Linked DNA regions of Homo sapiens: region 1 is linked to region 2. Evidence: read pairs that join two places in POLR2A ChIA-PET (ENCODE). Cell type or tissue: PC-9. All regions are shown on one strand. Region 1 overlaps PIAS1 (protein inhibitor of activated STAT 1). Region 2 has its middle 110 kb from the start of RNU6-1.

Evidence for each region. Peaks named below come from ENCODE experiments on the same cell type or tissue, not always from the same donor. Only the 100,000 strongest peaks of a DNase experiment are listed, where the experiment ranks them.
Region 1: POLR2A ChIA-PET joins it to region 2 with 18 read pairs; 3 of 35 experiments call an interaction of 5 or more read pairs at or near these places.

What each region holds. Positions count from the first base shown.
Region 1 is chr15:68,140,632-68,145,631 of GRCh38, forward strand. It overlaps PIAS1 (protein inhibitor of activated STAT 1), which reads left to right. Exons shown (of 14, transcript NM_016166.3): 3 at 1,315-1,399; 4 at 1,659-1,706. Among named protein-coding and RNA genes, the nearest start is that of CALML4, 62 kb to the right of the region's middle. In PC-9, no CTCF peak of the experiment used is centred here; no DNase peak of the experiment used is centred here.
Region 2 is chr15:67,943,599-67,948,598 of GRCh38, forward strand. No RefSeq gene overlaps it. Among named protein-coding and RNA genes, the nearest start is that of RNU6-1, 110 kb to the left of the region's middle. RefSeq lists an enhancer at 2,622-3,821. In PC-9, no CTCF peak of the experiment used is centred here; a DNase peak (open chromatin) is centred at 2,513; H3K27ac peaks cover 1,078 bases.

The DNA.
Region 1 (5,000 bases), 200 kb after region 2:
AAGTGCTCTTTTCTATTTCTTTCTCTTAATGATACGTTTGGTATCGACTTTTTGCGTGACATATTGCAGTTTGGTTGGAAGTTGTAAAGGAAGTGTTTCTTGCAAGTATGATCAAACTCAGTTTAAGCAAGAGATTGAAACAGCCAACTTCAGCTGCTTATTCAGCACAGGCCTTAAGTGCCCCAGAAGCCGATAGTTTCTTAATAATAACTCTTAGTGATCATTTTCTTCTAGAAAATTACCCTGGAAAAGTAGTATAAATAGTTTAATCTGCTATTTCTTAAAATTTTGTATTCCTTTACTCATTCAACAAATAAATAGTATTCAGTGCTTCTTTGTGCCAAGCACTGAGGGCTCATTAGTGAGCAAAAGGGATATTAACCACTGTTTTAAAAAAAAAATGTATCTAACATGTACTAAAAGCCAATGGATGTGGTGATGCATGCCTATAGTCCTACCTACTTAGAAGGGTGAGGCAGGAGGATCACTTTGAGCCCAGGGGTTTGAGTTTGTGCTATAATGGTGCCACTGTACTCCAGCCTGGGCAACAGAGCAAGACCCTGTCTCTTAAAAAAGCAAACAAAAAGCCTTTAATGGAACTATTGTTGCTCATAACGGCATACTTTAGAACCCCTGGTCTAGTCTGACTGTGCTTACCTACCTGCTTGCATGCGTTTCTCTTTCTTCCCACCTCTCTTCCCCTCCCTTCCTTCCTTTCTTAATTCTCTTCTGTTTTTTACAACTCTTTTCCTTCTTTGAGTTAGTGACAATAAGCAAATTTTGAACTCATCTAAGATTAGGAGAAAAACTGTATGTGATATTTATTGTATAAAACTTGCATGGTAGAGTTAAACAGGAGATGATAAAATTCTTAATTTACTTTATAAACCAAATGTCATCTCACCTGTCTAGCTCTCAAGGTGGGTATGTTTGTTACTTCTTCCAGAAACCATGTCTCTTTAAATGGGTTTATATCATTCTATTTTAAATAAAATTCGTATGTTTTTATACAAGTGTGCTCTTTAGATGCAAACATTTATATGATTAGATAAATTTTCCTTAGTCTTTCTTTGATTATGTATTGTCTGAATTTGAATCCTGATGTGTTATTCTGGAATTAGCCATTTTTGTTTCTATTTCTGTTTGTTATGTTACAATTAGTGTATTTCTTATTTTTCAGTGCTTTAATTGCCTTGTTATCTAAACTCTAGAATATATACCAGTTAATTAAAGACATGTGTGTTTTTTTTTTTTGCTTTTGTCTTTACTGGCGAATTTAAAGGTAATTGAAAGTATAATTCTTGTCTTCTTTAGCATCAGACAACAGTCAGCGCTTTCGAGAAACCTGTTTTGCATTTGCCTTGACACCACAACAAGTGCAGCAAATCAGTAGTTCCATGTAAGTTGTCGTCAAGTGTAACTTGAAGTTTGACCTTTGAATCCAGTAGTCTATAATAAATGATTTTAAAAAACAGTGATTGGTGAGTTAGTATTTGTGTGATGCAAATATTAGTAATGAAAGTATAGTGTGTTAGTTACTGTAAGAACAGTTATATTTATGATAATTTGAAAAACTTTTCTGGAGTAACAAGGTCTTTGAATGAACTTTCATGCAAATACTTTAAAAGTAATTGTAATTCCTATTCTGTCTCTTCTAGGGATATTTCTGGGACCAAATGTGACTTCACAGTACAGGTCCAGTTAAGGTACAGTGCTGACTATAGGATATATTCAAAGTTTAAAAGATAATATTCCTTTTCACAGTACGGGTCCAGTTAAGGTACAGTGCTGACTGTAGGATATATTCAAAGTTTAAAAGATAATATTCCTTATCAGGAAGGGGAAATGGAAAAAAAATTTTAAGGAATAAGAGGAAATCTACCTGATTTTTCAATAAGTGTATTGAAAATATTAGGTTTAGATATTTGGGTGAGGGAAAACATTCTCCTGTTATGAGATATTCTAATTTTCATCCAATTTAGATTTTTCCCCTGCCCGCCCACCCCCCAGTTTAGATTTCAATATAGCAAGTCATGTTCTATATATCTAACCATATTTGATTGCCCTCAGTTGGTTGAGAAGCTCCAGCTAATGATATCTTACAATATCATATCAAGTTTTATGAAAGCATGGGCCTTATCTCCATAAGAGGCAAAGTACTGTGGATAAGGAATTAGTACTTAAGTCTACAGTATGTCATGGACTAACAAACATCAAAATATTCTAATTTGTTTTGTTCTGTATTTTAAATAATTTAAATATGCTCTAATTTAGGATCCATTTGAGACATCTCTTAAAAATGTTCAAAGACTAATGGGAAATTTTCCAACATGGATTCACAACCCCTTATTGAGTTTCTTTTCTTAGCCCATTCATTTGTCTTAGAATATCTAAGAAATATTTTGTATTATTTCTCTCCCTTATATATCTCCCTTTTATATACATATATATATATATCTCCCTTATATAAACCATCATATTATGCTTTATTATTCGATTTACCAACTTAAATGTCCACACTGTTGGAATAGGGATGGAAGAGAAAATATAAGACAGTTGTTTTCCTCAGTAAGCTGTTTTCCCTATAATTGTCAGGAGGATAAATCAAACAGTTAGCCTTGTCTCAATAATCAGATACTAAGTTGTATGTACAAGTTACAAATACACTAGGAGGCTAAAAAAGGGATTAATCTAAAACGCCTGTTCAGCACTTCATGGAACCATGTGAAAACCTCTCATCTAAGCTTTGAAATAATAAGGTAAAAACAGTGAGAAAGCAGAGTTGAAGTCGAAAGTTGAGTTGAAGATTCTAAAGAGGATATGACTATACTTAATAACTTTTATACCATAAAACAGTATGACAGGACCTTACTGCAGTAGACTAGTGATAATCTAAGTTTCAGTTTTGGAAGGCACTGCTAAAGATGATTCTGTATAAAAGGTATATTTTATGTCGGCCAGATTGTGATAATGACTGAAGAAATTAAAGGACAAAAATAAGATGTCTCCATAGTTAATTATGTATTGCTGTAGTCTTCTTTACTTCCTGCCTCAACAGTTTACATTTTGCTTGTGCTGATACTTGACATTATCCTTTAAATCAGTGGTTTTCAAACTTGTTGCATGGAGCCACCCTTAGGGGTTCATACTCTTCTGCCATCCTCCTCTTCTCTCCTAAACACATACACAGTCTGAACCAAAGTGGGGCTTCTTTTATCTCTTTTATCTGTTTTGCATGTTTGACTCTGGGTTAATTTTTGCTTAAAGACAGGGTCCCAAGACTAAAATAAAGTTTAAAAACCGTAGCTTTAGAATAAAAGATCTAGTTACTAAGTATTTTGTATTAATATACATACATTCTTTAAAGCAGCAACAGGTGTGGTCCACATTTTGAAGTAAGGTTGTCTAGATAGATGAGCTATAATTCAGAGATTCCAAGGGTATCTTGATGACTGCTATTTTAATTGAAATGTATCTCCAGGACTTGGAAAAAAAAAAAAAAAAAGAACCATGTTGTGTTATATTTGGTAATTGTTAGGTGGTTCTTTGTGTTTTAATAAAACAGTTCATCTCTCTCCCTGCCCCACGTTGCTAGGTCTGCAACCATAGTGTATTATTTAAGTTAGGAGTGTATGCCTATCTGCTATCCTAATTAGAAATGTTTATCTAAAGCATAAAAATAATTAGTTGAGAATTAGGATCCAAGTTTTCTTTATTAGACACCTAGTCTGTTTTCATTTATGTTGTGCCTCCCTGCTCCACTCCCTCCTCTCTGCCCCATGAACCACTTCACAGAAACTTTCTGCTATTCCTTTTTTTCTTTTTTCTCTTCAGTTCATTAGGGTGATTTAGATTAGTTGAATAGACACTGTCTTGTCATTTAAATTACTCTTTTCCTATAGGAAAGGGTTCAGGCAGCCAGGGTCCATGTTTTAAATTGATCACTGCATTGGAATAATTATTTAAAAACTGTGACATCCTTTTAACTATTGCAGCCTAAAGAATTAGCCTGTAATGGAAGGTTCTGCTGGGGTTAGGAGTGGTCCTGTGAGCTTTGACATCTGTTTGCTAAGTATATTTCTAGAAAATCTTTGTAGATCAGTAAATCTTAACTTTTTTATGGATCCCTGATCCCTTTGAGAATTTGATAGAAGCTGTGAATGGTTTCCCTATAAAACTGAACATGTATATGTACTCAAAATAATTTACATATAAAATTGTTTTATATTGTGCACGATCCCCGTACTCAGATTTCATGGCCAGCAGGTTAAGACCCCATACCGCAGGTGTTGAGAGGAGTTGTTGGCACATGAGGAATATTTCACAGATTTCGGAGATAGGGTTCTCCCTACTATGTAACTCAGGGGTGCTATTAGCATTCTATAACAGTGCAATGAGCCTTAGGTGTATATTGAGAATAGGTACTAATAAAGAATAAATGCCTTAAATAGCAAAATAGTAATAAGAGTGAATAGACTGAGAATTTATGAATTATGTATCTTTCCTTGATTTTTCCAAAAGACTGCATTTAATTTAGAAATATTTTTATAAGTTTCTAAAATAGTATTCTAAATTTATGTGGCTATAACACAAATAATATTCAATATCTTCAGTTCTCAAAAAATAAGGAGTACTTTGGCTTACTGATCCTGGGGATGGACTTAAAAGCATTCTCAGTATTTTCTGCTAAGAACCAGAAAAGTGTTTCATAGGCAAATAAATTTGGAAAATACTGCATACAGGTGGTAGGTCTTCCTCTTAGAGATTTATAATGCTTATTAGCCTATTAAAAGCTCTGAAAAGTTCTGTATTAAGGAAGCTTAATTTAATTGTTTTGATTCAGAATTTCTTAATTTTATTTGACTAACGAGTCTTTTTTTCTTTTAACATCTGTTAATCACTGAAGAAACTAGTGCTTCTCAGAACATGCTTAACCAAATAATTGGCAGTATCACGAAGACAACTACAGGGTGATAGTCATGATTACCACAACTCTACAT
Region 2 (5,000 bases):
CTCTGTACTGTGGGGGTTAAGAGTGTGGGCTCTGAGGGTAAACAGAGCTGGATTTGAAGCCCACTCTCCTCCTACTCATGGTATAGATAAGAGGGAAGGAGGGGGTAGAGTGGGAGGGAAACCACCAACCTCAGCAAGCCACAGACTCCAGGAGGCCACCACTGGGTCCCGAACCATGCTCCTATTGTCTTTACAAAGGGGAATGGCAGCTGCTCCACCTCCCACAACATCCAATCAGGCATCCTGCAGACGGTGGCAAATCACAGAGAAGCAATGGCAAAGGGGCTGTGGATGGGCCTGACTGTCTGGACATGGCCAAATCTGCTGCCCAGCCACTTGCTCTTGTGACCTCATCCTGACCTGAAGCGTCTGCCTACAGGTGCTCCTGCCTCTCCCCTGGCCCAGCAAGGACCGCAGGATGCCCTTCCTTAACTCCTGGGTAGGAGCCCACAGTGGTGACTGATCCACGTGAGGTCCCTTAGGTGGTAAAAGCGTCTCCACCCCCAGCCTTCCCGGGACGTCCTGTGCAGCAGGAGTTGATAACGCTGTGTACAGGCTGATGGGGGTAGACACGCTCTTGTTGCCAGGCCCTGGACACTCTGAACCCCAGCCTGGGCTCCTGGCCTTAATGGGGCAGGGAGGGGACCATCGGGGCACAGAGCCAGGGATCCTGTTACTCTCTACATAGAGGTGCCAAGTAGGCTACTTTATTGCCAAGTTTTCTTTTTTAAAAAAACTTTCTTTCCATTCTATGACTCTTTAAGGGAAGAAATTCCATTGTGCACTGTAACACTGAGGACTTTTACACCAGAGAGTCTCACGGGGAATATTCAGGCCTTGGAGAAACCACTAGAGTTTCTGTTGCTGGAGGACAGGGGCCCTGTCTTAGATTCTCTTGCTCAGGCCTGGAAAGATACTTAGGGATGGTCTAGTTCAGTCTGAGTCAGTGTGAGCCTGGCCTCATCCCAGACAGACAACCATCTCCCTACAAACAGCACCAGGATGCCTTGTTGAGTTCATGGTCCCGCCTGCTCCAAGGCACTGCTGGATGATCAAAATAAAGGTCCTTCCTCTTACGTGCTGTGAGTCTTTAAGGGGGTGAAGAAGTCAGGCACTGAGTGGGAAGTACACCTGGAGGCGCAGTGTCCACTGGGCTGCATGTCAAAGTCTGTCATGTGTCTCCTGGGTGACGCTTAACAAATTGCTTAGCCTCTCTGGGCCTCTGATGGCTCATCTAGTGTTAATAAGAAAATAAGCCAGGCGTGGTGGCTCACACCTGTAATCCCAGCAATTTGGGAGGCTGAGGCAGAATGATTGCTTAAAGCCAGCAGTTCAAGACCAGCCTGGGCAACATAGGGAGACCCCATTTCTTTTTTTTTTTTTTTTGGGAGACCCCATTTCTACAAAACTTTTTTAAAAAAATTAGCCAGATGTAGGGGCGCATGCCTGTAGTCCTAGGTACTCAGGAGGCTGAGGTGGGAGGATGGATTGAGCCCAGGAGATCGAGGCTGCAGTGAGTTGTGATTGTACCACTACTACACTCTGGCCTGGGTGACAGAGTGAGACCCTGTCTCTAAAATAATAACAATAATGTTATAATACTACTAATAATACAGTAGTGTTAGGTCCTTGTGGCTGCAATACACTTTGTAGTTTACAAATCATGTTTGCATACCTGGAGTCTTAGAGCTTCCCTACAGACTACTCAAAGCAGATATTTTTAGCCCTATTTTTGAGTTGAAACTGAGCTCTAGAGAGGACTAGTGACTTTGTCAAGATCACAAGTGACCTTGTGCTGTTGCTGTTTCGAGAGAGTGTGTAATCCTGTTGCTGTTTAGAGAGAGTGTGTTTTAGATTTATGTGACCTAGAAGCACCAGCACGGGATCTTTATCCTGATGTTCTTGAGCCACCACCAGCTCTCCTCCAGGCCCAGGCTTTTGTGAATTACAGTGAAGAAAATGCAGACCAGGCGACTTGCTGAGTGACATGGTCACGTATGGTGGGGAATCATCCAATACCTTTAAAATATTTTTTTGAACCTTGGTGGAAAAGTGTGTTTCTTCATTCATTCATTTCTTCATTCATCTGTTCATCAAAGTTTTGCGAGGCTCTAAATGTGTGCTAGGCATGATGCAAGGAGTGGGGACAAAATGGAACCAGCCATGACTACTGCCCTTGAGGAAGTCACAGTAGGTAGGAAGATGGACATCGAGACATAAGTACAGCAGAAAGTCATTTATTTATTCCTGTCATTTGTGAATCCTCTTCCATCTTCCAGTAGTCCTTACGGAAAAAGCAAATACCCATAAAAAGATCTCTTAAGGCGACTGGGGGCACACACGGGGTGGGGGTGGGAGTTTGGGGACAAACTTCAGCACCTCACAGTCTTGTGGTGGGGCCTGCATGCATATGTGGGTGGGGCATGAGGAGGAGCACGTGTTCTTAGAGCTCAGTGTCCCTCCCACCACATTCCCCTGTGCGTTGCCCCAGGCACAGGAACTTTGTAATCACATCCAGCCTGGGATTATAACCAAACACAGCATTCCACCACCCTCTGCAACCTCTTTGTTTGATCTTCCCCCTGGAGACACAGGTCAAGAGGAAGAGAAGGGGAAGGGGGGCAAACTGCAGGGAGAGTGTGTGGGGAGCTTCCTTTGAATTGTCTTTTAATTCAGAAACAGAAAACAAAGATGCCATTTCCCAAGGCCTGAGATACCGCCGCTCTGCATTAAAGGGGTTCAGTCTCAGAATCCTGGAGCAGGGTCCACCTGGGAGGTCACTAGTCTGACCCACCTGGTTTACAGAGCCCAGGAAGGGACCATAACTTCTTTGATGTCACACGGCAGAGAGGGGCAGCATTGCAGTGTGATGTCACAGCAAAGAGGGGTAGCTACTCATGGAGAATGACTCAAGAAGCCTGGGGGAAAGCCTTCCCCACCAGTTGCTCAGTAACACCTAAACTGCCTTGCCTGTGGGACCCAGCCTTGTACTGCATCATCAGAGATTAGCCTGACAAGCAAATGCACCAGGGAGGAAGCCTGGTAATGGGGGCTCATTTATGCTAGGGCGTGGATGACTGATATCAGGGTCTTTCACACCAAGAGGCTTAGCCGGAGGCAGAGGAGAGGAGATCAGAAGGGCACTGGAGACTGCAAGGGCAAGAGGTGACTGGGGCTAAGCCTAGAGGGAAGAGGGCATGGAGCTGAGAGCTTCAGGCACAAAAGAGAAACTTAATACCTGCTTTGTAGGCCCCAGGTCCTGTGCCTGATTTTCTCTTTCCTCTGAGAAAGAAGCTGTGAGGTTTCTGAAGTGTCAAGTCACTCTTCATGTCTAATCCTGTTGCTGTTTAGAGAGAGTGTGTTTCAGATTTATGTCTGAACTGCATCTAAAGGTATCAGCAAAGTCGTTAATTTCAGCCACCTGAATCTGGTGGCTGCCTCTGCTTACGCACAGCAACACTTCCTTCCTCCAGTCCTGTGGGAAATAAGGTATTTCTTCGGGTGAGGTTTTTGTTTTGTCTTGTTTTTTAATAATTTAAGCTTCCTGTTTTATGTATCTAATCTCTTCATATTTTCAGTATGAGGGTACTACTAAGGGGCATTTTACATTCTCGAAGTATGCTGTAATTGTTGTTTATAATTTAAATTTAATCTTTTTCTTTAGTGTTTTTAATTACTTAAGAAATACATACTCATTGTAAAGGATTCAAAAGATAGAAAAGTACATGAAATAAAAAGCATCACTTTATCGCTTTCTACTGCTAAAGGTAGACACTTAACATTTTGGTTTTCTTTCTTTCTTTCTTTACTTTTTTCTTTTTTTTTCAGCAAAAAAGGTATTATATGCCACGTCAGCAGGTCTGTGAATTCATGAAGATCCCTGAGACCATTTCAGGGGTCCACAAGGCCAAAGCTATTTTTATAATAACACTAAGACAAAATTTGCTTTTTTTCCCACAGTGTTGACATTTGTACTGATGTTGCAAAAAGTAAAAGTGGGTAAAAACTGCTAGTGTCTTAGATCAAGGAGGTGGCTCCTTGAACTGTCCTGGTGGGTATTCTGTCCTTCACTACTACACTCTCAGAGGAGCCGAAATGCCAGTTTCTTAAAGAATGTCCTTAATGAAGTAGTAAAGATGATAAATTGTATTAAATTTCAACCCTGGCGTACCTGCCTTTTTAAGATTCTGCATGAAGAGATGAGAAGTATGCTTAAGCCCTGCTGCATTCCAAAGTCCACTGACCATCCGAGGAGACACTCGTGCAGCTGTTTGTGTTGCAAGCTGAATTCACTGTCCCCCAGTCGCCCTGTCCCCCACCAGGGAACATCATTTTTACTCGAAATAATGACTGACAAACTATGGTTGTTCAGATTTGGGAATTTTCAGACATTTTCTCAAAAAATGAATGAAATGAACCTGTCATTTCAAGGAAACTGACAGTATTTGTTACTAATGATGAAGTTTCAGCTTTCTTTTATTTTCTTTTTAACTTTTAAGTTCAGGGGTACCTGTGTAGGTTTGTTACATAGGTAAACTTGTATCATAGGGGTTTGTTGTACAGATTATTTTGTCACCCAGATATTAAGCAAAGGACCTACTAGGTATTTTTCCTGATCCTCTCCCTCCTGCCACCCTCCATCCTCCTACAGGCCCCAGTGTGTGGTATTCCCCTCTATGTGTCCATGTGTTCCCATCATTTAGCTCCCACTTATGAGTGAGAACACGTAGTATTTGGTTTTCTGTTCCTGTGTTAGTTTTCTAAAGATAATGACCTCCAGCTCCATCCATGTCCCTGCAAAGACATAATCCTGTGCTTTTTTATGGCTGCATAGTACTCCATGGTGTATATGTAACATGTTTTCTTTATCCAGACTATCGCTGATGGGAAAGTTTAAGCTTTCAAGCAAACATTAGAATTTCCAAAGACTTATATTTTCCACTGTGAGTTGGACAGCTTCCCAACACTTAAAGACTTTAGTGATGAAAGGGGTGGTGATA